Regions from separate parts of the Homo sapiens genome. Here region 2 is linked to region 1. Evidence: read pairs that join two places in POLR2A ChIA-PET (ENCODE). Cell type or tissue: A673. All regions are shown on one strand. Each heading gives the region's core, and the rest is flanking DNA. Links, peaks and the distances in the headings are about the cores only. Region 1 has its middle 5.1 kb from the start of JADE1. Region 2 has its middle 98 kb from the start of JADE1.

Region 1 (4,395 bases), core at 123-4,122:
CATCTGCCTTCTGGGGCATCTTCAATTGGGTGTCTCCTGGGCACCTCAAATTGAACTCATCATATTCCCACTGTCTCCGAGAATAAAAGTAAACACTAGAAAGACAGGGGTGGATTTGTGTCTACCATTATAGATCCTGAACTCAGTGCTCAATGAGCAACTGTTGGTTGAGTAAAAAAAGAAATCCACTCAGTTCTCTAAGCCACAGACTTTGGAGTCATCTTTTACTCCAACTTCTCCTTCATCTCTGACATCTAACCCATCAAGTCTTATCTACATTTAAATATGTTTCGTGGCAGAAACACACACACTCCCTCCGACATGCACACACACACAAAAGTGAATTTTCAAGCAGTTTTAACACAGAAACTTAGCTGCTTTACCTCCTTTTTTTTGCTTCATTAACATTAGAACTAAACCAGTGGGAGAGTACCTCCCTCCCTGCTTCCTCTCCCGCCTCCCCACCAAGCCAGCTCTGCCTTAGAGAAAAGTGAACCTGGTTCTTCATTTGCTAATGATTTGGGCTCAGGTTATAATGGGCCATTAAGGTGAATTGTGGAAGAAAGTGGGGAAAAATGAAGCTTTCAGGTGGAGGGATAAAGAAACTATGGGGTGGTGACCCCAGGATGCTAGGGAGTCCTGGGATCTGATCCAGGCCTTTTGGAAGAAGAGGGGTTGGAGCAGGACCCCTATGAGGGGCCCGAGTCCTCCCCACGCACCGTCAGGGAGGCCTCCTCTGCTCAGCCATGCTGCTTGAGCCTCAGCTCTGGGTGCTGGGAGAGGACTTGGATCCCCCTGTACCAGGACTTCCACCTACTCACTGCCCATCAGGAGCTTTGCTTGTTTCCCCTACATGTTGCTTTCTGCCCCAAACACTGCCTCTGCCTTGTGGACACCCTCCTGACATGCCCCAGGGACTCTGTAAACCCCAGAGACATCCCCCAGGTACCCCTTAGAGCAGCAGCTCCAGAACTGGGGGAGCTGGAGGCCTCTGAAGAGCTGAGACAGTGTTAACGATGCCCTCATCACAGGGTGGTTTGTTTGCCTATCTGCACTCCACAATCAACAATGATAGTTCAGCCTGCCTTCAACTGTCATCTAGCCTCCTAACTAGGCTTACTCTCTCCAGTCTACAAACCCGCCGCCCTCCCAACCCATCCAGTTCCCTACCCTGAAGCCAAAGGGCTTGTAAAAAGTCAACATTTGGCCCCCATCCTCCTCCTCCTCACCTGGCTGATGCCTTCGGGTTTCAGCTTTAGTGTCACTTATTTTTAGACTGACGTCTTCTCTGACCACCCTCTTCCCACCAGGCAGATCAGGTGTATGCTATATGCCTCCCCCAAACCCTGGAGTTTATTGAAATCACTTTTTAATATTTTCTACTGGCCCGTGGACAAAGAATAGGCCTACTTGCCTGTTTTACCTTGTCTCCAGTGCCTAGCCAGCCCTGTGCCTGGGACATACTAATTGCTTAACACATTTGTCTGAGGAATGAAGAAACATTAGACAAGAAAGTTCAGAAAACAGTTGGTTAGAGGTGGTAGGTGGGAGTGAGACCTACATAAGTGTTTTTCTGATTGAGTGTGGATCAGAACTACCAGGAAGGGTTGTTAAAACACAGATTGCCGGATCCCACTTTCTGTTTCAGTAGGTCTGGGGTGGGGCTGGAAATAATGCATTTCTGACAAGTTCTCAGGTGCTGCTGCTGCTGATTAGAGACCTTATGAGTTACATCCGTTCTGTTGTTGGTAAGAAAAGGCTGGAGGGGTAGATCAGAGGACTTTCAGATAAAAAGAAGGGTAAGGTGGGATGTATAGACTTTGGAAATCTGAAAGGTAGTGGTCAAAATGGGAGATACTTGAGTTTGATAATAAAGATGGCAGAAATTTCCAGTAGTTGACAAGGTCCAGGGAGAGTAGCTATGAGAATGAATAGCCAAAGTAACCTGTGGAGGAAGGTATAATAACACAGAGGGGGTCAAAGACCTGAAATGCACAAACATTGCATAAAAGTATTTAATACCCAAATGGAAAAATTGAAAGATGTAAGTGAAAAGGAAGGATGTAAAATGGAATGTGTCGCATCATTCCAATTTTAGGAAAAATGCATAGAAAAAAGACCAAAAAATGGACAATGTTTATAATAGTTATCCATATGGTTGAGTTTTATTACTTCATTTTTCTAAATTTTCAAAATTTCATTATCATGTATTCCTTTCATGATTAGGGAAGAGCTTTACTTATTTTGAACCTCCTCAGCTTTGGTCATTTCCATCTGGTGGAATTATCTCCTGTTATCCCATTTCATACTTACTTCTCTTTGACATTTTTACTTTCACTAAAAGTATGGAAATCAACAAAATTAAAACAACCAAAATGAAAAGCAAGCAAAGGAAAACAAAAAGAAGGGGAAGAAAGAATCTCAAGAAGAAAGTAATTTAGTTGGTACTGACACCAACAAGAAACAAATATTCCATATATTTGGAGGTTGTAATGACCTGCCTGGAGGAGCTAAAATGTTGTTAAGGACTGGTGACTTCACCAACAGGTCAGACAAGGAATTCTAGTCCTAATCTCTTACCCTTCATCTCCTGTGTCACGGAGTTCAGATAGGTGTTGACTGTGGCTCTCAACTTTTCTTGTTCAGAATTATATGTACCATACATTAGGACAAGGGGTGTTAAAAAACAAAAAAGAATTATATGTCCTTATTCCTCTTTGAACTACATCCCTCCCTCATACAATATTACTCAACAAAGTTAATAAAAAGTTATTATTATTATTTTTTTGAGATGGAGTTTCGCTCTCATTGCCCAGGCTGCAGTGCAATGGTGCAATCTCGGCTCACCGCAGCCTCCGCCTCCTGGGTCAAGCGATTTTCCTGCCTCAGCTTCCCAAGTAGCCGGGATTACAGGCATGCGCCACCACGCCTGGGTAATTTCTTTTTTTTTTTTCTTTTTTTTTTGAGATGGAGTCTCGGTCTGTCACCCAGGCTGGAGTAGAGCGGCAAGATCTCAGCTCACTGCAAACTCCGCCTCCCGGGTTCAAGCAATTCTTCTGCCTCAGCTTACCAAGTAGCTGGGATGACAGGTATGCACCACCACGCCCAGCTAATTTTTGTATTTTTAGTAGAGACGGGGTTTCACCATGTTGGCCAGGCTGGTCTTGAACGCTTGACCTTGTGATCCGCCTGCCTTGGCCTCCCAAAGTGCTGGGATTACAGGCGTGAGCCACCGCGCCCAGCGAATTTTTATATTTAGTAGAGATGGGTTTTCACTATATTGATCAGGCTGGTCTCAAACTCCTGACCTCAAGTGATCCACCCGCCTCAGCCTCCCAAAGTGCTGGGAATACAGGTGTGAGCCACCACGCCTGGTTGAAAAATAAAAAGTTATTTTTTATCATTTAGTTATTAGAATTATTTTTAAAAACAACAATCTAAGCCCTCTTTAGTAACAAGACATTTTTGGCACAAAATTCCAAAAAAATTAAAGTACATGCAAATAAACTTTTAGGATACAACCCATTTTATCCAAGATTGCCCTTTTACAGTAAAAAAAAAAAAAATTCTTCTCTCTGGGTGCAGGCGCAGTGGCTCACGCCTATTATCCCAGCACTTTGGGAGAGCGAGGAGGGCGGATCGCTTGAGCTCAGGAGTTTGAGACCAGTCTGGGAAACACGGTGAAATCCTGTCTCTACAAAAAATATGAAAAATTAGTCAGGTGTGGTGGTTCATGCCTGTGTTCCCAGCTACTTTGGAGGCTGAGGTGGGGGAATTGCTTGAGGCCTGGAGGTGGAGGCTGCACTGAGCCATGTTGGGACCACTGAACTCCAGCCTGGGTGGCAGAGTGAGACCCTGATCTTGAAAAAAAAAAAAATTATCTCGTTGGAATGTATACCAACTGACAGTGGTATTTGCCAGTAAGAATTTCTTGCTCATTTCCCTAAAGGAATGAGATAATACAGGACTTTAGTGTATGCATCCCTTCATTTCAAATATGAACAATTCTGAATCTCTTATCAAGGCCTTATAATTCTTTACCTACAGAGAAGTAGATGAAATGACTAAGTAAACATTCAGAGGTTTAATCAAGTCTGGTTTCAAAATCAGGAATATGAATATAAATATCCAAATTTCTATTTCATAAAAACCCATTATTATGGAAGAAAATAATTAAACTGTTTATGACTACAGCAGAATGTACAGGATATATAGAATTGTAATTATCACCACGAACAGGAAAGACAAGAATCTTGATATTTCTATTACACTGAGTACCTTGTAGCTATTTTGTTGAATGTCTTTTCATCTCTGATAATAAGGTGTGAATTAAAAAGAACTATTCCAGAGACTAGGAAATGATGATCCGGAATGATTTGGCAAGGTAAGACAGTA
Region 2 (4,395 bases), core at 122-4,121, 93 kb before region 1:
TTTGTAGTATAAGTTTGTCCCAAATATTGCATAGTATATACATACAATAAAAAATTATTTGTTGTTCAAATTTAACTGTAATTTAATTCATTATTTTTATCTGCTAAATCCAGCAACCCTAATTATACTCCTTATAGTTGAAGTTCTATGAGGGACATTCACTTGGCTACCATACACTTCTAGGGCTGGAAAGAGCCAGGCAAGATATTGGAATTATTAAAACGTCAAAACTTAGAGAAAGCTGAAACTCAGGCATGTAAGGAAGAAGCCCCCACCAGCTGGGTGCTAGTGGGTGGTGAGGCAGGGGTGAAGCTGGTTCTGCAGGTGTTGGAAAATTACAAGGTGGATTCAGCTGCTGCTATGGGAAGGAACTGCTGCTTCAGGGAGGAAGAGGTGTTGCTGGAGCAAAGCTCACCGGATGCACAAGAAGACAGGAAGCCAAACAAGAAGCAACGAGAAAACAGACAGGAAGGATCAAGTCCCTTCTTCCTCCCACAGCCTAGCAGTCTCTCTGCACCCACTGTTGACACAGCCTAAAGGGAAGCCACTGGCAAAGCAGAATATCAAAGACTGGGATTTAAAGTTGAGAGTAAAAACTTAGTAACTGGAGGGCCGGGCGCAGTGGCTCACGCCTGTAATCCCAGCACTTTGGGAGGCCGAGACGAGTGGATCACCTGAGGTCAAGAGTTCGAGACCAGCCTGACCAACATGGAGAAACCCTGTCTCTACTAAAAATACAAAATTAGCCAGACGTGGTGGCGCATGCCTGTAATTCCAGCTACTCGGGAGCCTGAGACAGGAGAATCGCTTGAACCCGGGAGGCAGAGGTTGCCGTGAGCCGAGATCGCCCCATTGCACTCCAGCCTGGGCAACAAGAGCGAAACTCTGCCTAAAAACAAACAAACAAACAAAAAGAAAAAGAAAAAACTTAGTAACTGGCACAGATTCAAAAAATTACCAAAGATCCCACCCAGTTAATGAAATGCTGAAAAATGATTGGCCTTATATAATTTCAGCTTGACCTAAAACTTACGAAATTCATGGTTTGCTTGTTTGCAGAAAGATGCTATTCATCAACTCCCATCCACCATTTCAGATAGATTACATTAACAGCCAACTTCACAGGAGTTGAACTTGCCTTTGCTTTCGAAATTCTCTTGAAACAAAAAATGAGTAGAGATTTCCAAGTTCATCATTAAAATTGGCAAAAGGAGGCCAGGTGCAGTGGCTCACGCATATAATCCCAGCACTTTGGGAAGCCGAGGCAGTTGGATCACCTGAGGTCAGAAGATCGAGACCAGCCTGGCCAACATAGCGAAACCCCGTCTATACCAAAATAGATAAATTAGCTGAGGGCAGTGGCACATGCCTGTAATCCCAGCTATTTGTGAGGCTGAGGCAGGAGAATCGCTTCAACTCAGGAGGTGGAGGTTATGGTGACCCAAGATTGCGCCACTGCACTCCAGCCTGGGTGACAGAAGCAAAACTCCGTCTCAAAGCAAACAAACAAACAAACAAACAAACAAAAAAGATTGGCAAAGGGATAGGAAAATATAGTGGTTTTGTGCTATGTAGGAAAGAGCAGTTAATTCAAAAGACTCCAGTAAACCTTATCACCAAAAAGAAAGATACTACTAAACCCAGGCTGCCAGCAGATTCTAATCTCCTAGAAAATGGGAGACTTTATGAGGTATTACAGAATGTTAAGGAGAAGAATACCTCATACTTGTCTATGCCTTACAGCTTATAAAGCATTCTCCCAGACATGTCCTGTTTTGAGCTCTGTACACAACTATGTATGTGGGGCAGGCATTGGGGTGGGTGTTACAGGGGAATGACAGACCTCAATCTAGTATACAATAAGTAACTTTTGAAAATTTTTAAGTGAAAAGGTGATACACTCAGATCTGTGCCATAGAAGATACTTTTGTCAGAGGGCAAAAGATGAGGACTTACCAGAAATTCATTTAAGGAGCAAGAGGTCCTACAGTAAGCTAGGACCTTGAGCCACAGCAATCGGCATGCTTGGAAGCTTTTTCTCCAAGACAAAAAAGTATTTCAGAAAAGATAAAAGGTATAAAATATTTAAAGAGAATAGGGGGCTTGTACCTCTTGTACCTCACTTTCAGTTTTCTTCCTTTCTTTTTATTATTATTATTATTTGTTGGTGTTCCTATTTCATACACATCCGTGCATTCACATGCAAATAATACATATCAACCTTTCAAATGTGTACAGATGCAAGGAAAAGTAGAGATTCTGAGCATTTTTGGTGGAATTTCTGTGATTCAAATGAATGAGAATAAAATGTAAATAGCTGGGGAAAAATAATTATCTGATTGTACATTAATTGTTATTTTCATTTAGAGGGTTTCAAGAATAGAACAGTATCCTCTGCTAATTGCTGCCTGTATTCATTATCTATTATTGCATAACAAATTTCCCCAAAACTTAGTGGCTTAAAACAACAATAAACATTTATTATCTCTGACAGTTTTATGAGTCAGGAGTTCTGGAGCAGCTTAAGTGGGTGCCTGGGGTCTCTCATGGGACTAGAATCAAGCTATTGGCTGAGGCTGCAGTCATCTGAAGGTTTGATCCCCTTTCAAGATGGCTCACACACGTGACTTGGATTTGGGGGCAGGGCTCAGATTTTCTCCACATAGACTCTCTCAGGGCTACTTGAGTGCTCTCATGACCTAGCAACTGACTTTCCCCGGAGCAAGTGATCTACTAGAGTGAGAGCCAGGCAGAAATAATCCTTTTTATAACCTAGCATTGGCTATAACATGACATCACTTCTACCATGTTCTATTCATTAGAAGCAGTTCACTAAGTCCAGCCCACATTCATTCAAAGGGAGAGGAATTAGGCTACAGCTTTTGAAGGAGGTGTGTGTCTTAGTCTCTTCCAGCTGCTATAATAAAATACCTGAGATTGGGTAATTTATAAAGAATAGAAATTTATTTCTCACAGTTCTGGAGGCTGGAAATCTAAGGTCAAGGCACTAGCAGGTTGGATGTCTGATGAGGGCCCAATCTCTTCTTCTAAGATGGTGCCTTGTTGCTGGGCACTTTGGAGGGGATGAATGCTGTGTCCTCATGTTGCAGAAGAAATGGAAAGGCAAAAAGGGACCAACCCATTCCTTCAAGTTCTATAAAGGCCTTAATCCTATCCATGAAAGTGAAGCCCTCATGGCCTAATCATCTCCTAAAAGCCCCACCTCTTAATACTGTTACATTGGGAAGCAAGTTTCAACATAAAATTCGGAGAGGATACGAACATTCAAATCATAGAAGTGTGTCTAAGATTTTGTGAATCTATTTTTTTTAAAAACCACACTTTCTTAACTTAAAAAATGGGTTTGGGTACTTTGTGCTCCAGATAAAATTCCCAACTTACTGAACAGCTTCACAGAATCAGATGTCCTAGGGAACTCCCATTCTTTGGCCAACAAAAGCTTGTCAACTTACTCTGAGATGTCTCAGAGTTGTGAAGGCCCACAATAGTCATAGTTGTGTTTTTTGTTTGTTTGTTTTTTGAGATGGAGTCTCACTCTGTCACCCACGCTGGAGTGCAATGGTGCGATCTCAGCTCACCACAACCTCCGCCGCCTGGGTTCAAGCGATTCTACTGTCTTAACCTCCCGAGTAGCTGGGATTACAGGCACATGCCACCACGCCTGGCTAATTTTTGTATTTTTAGTAGAGACGGGTTTCTCCATGTTGGCCAGGCTGGTCTCGAACTCCTGACCTCAGGTGATCTGCCCACCTCGGCCTCCCAAAGTGCTGGAATTACAGGAGTGAGCCACCATGCCTGGCCCATAGATTTTTTTTTAAGTGTCAACCTTGTAATCCAAAGAGAAAAAGGAACCTAAAAGTCCAAACCACTGTAGCATCATCATTCAAATTATTTTCCTTGGATATCAAAAGAAAGAACAATTTTTGAAAGTTAAGTTTCAGTGTCAGAGGAAGGAAGAAGCCCTAACAAGTTCTGAGGAGCATAAACTGCAAATAATGTAATTACAACAATTTGATACTTATTAGAAATCAGGAAAAACACCTCCTACCTAGAAAACTGAAACATTATTACAGTCAAACAAGAAACTTTTCTACATTTAGCCAAGTGAAGAACAAAAAAGTCCTCAAGACTTTTGAGAATGCTGCCTGGGAGAACAAAAGATCAGTACCCTAATTACTTTGGTAACTTTCCATCATAATCAGTGTGGCAGTTTGTTTTGCTGCTGCTTCTCCTTTCCCTTTTAAATGATCTGCAACTTGTCTGTCTTTTAGATCTAAAAGATAGGCAACCATTTTCTTCTGTCTGTTGCTTTGATTCTTGGCTTATCAGAATTTCTCTGTATCTGAGCTGAAGTCAGGAGTCAGCTTCAGAGAA

The links. Peaks named below come from ENCODE experiments on the same cell type or tissue, not always from the same donor. Only the 100,000 strongest peaks of a DNase experiment are listed, where the experiment ranks them.
Region 2: POLR2A ChIA-PET joins it to region 1 with 5 read pairs; 2 of 35 experiments call an interaction of 5 or more read pairs at or near these places.

What each region holds. Positions count from the first base shown.
Region 1 is chr4:128,802,393-128,806,787 of GRCh38, forward strand. No RefSeq gene overlaps it. Among named protein-coding and RNA genes, the nearest start is that of JADE1, 5.1 kb to the right of the region's middle. RefSeq lists an enhancer at 233-1,152. In A673, for the core only: no CTCF peak of the experiment used is centred there; no DNase peak of the experiment used is centred there.
Region 2 is chr4:128,709,043-128,713,437 of GRCh38, forward strand. No RefSeq gene overlaps it. Among named protein-coding and RNA genes, the nearest start is that of JADE1, 98 kb to the right of the region's middle. In A673, for the core only: no CTCF peak of the experiment used is centred there; a DNase peak (open chromatin) is centred at 2,579.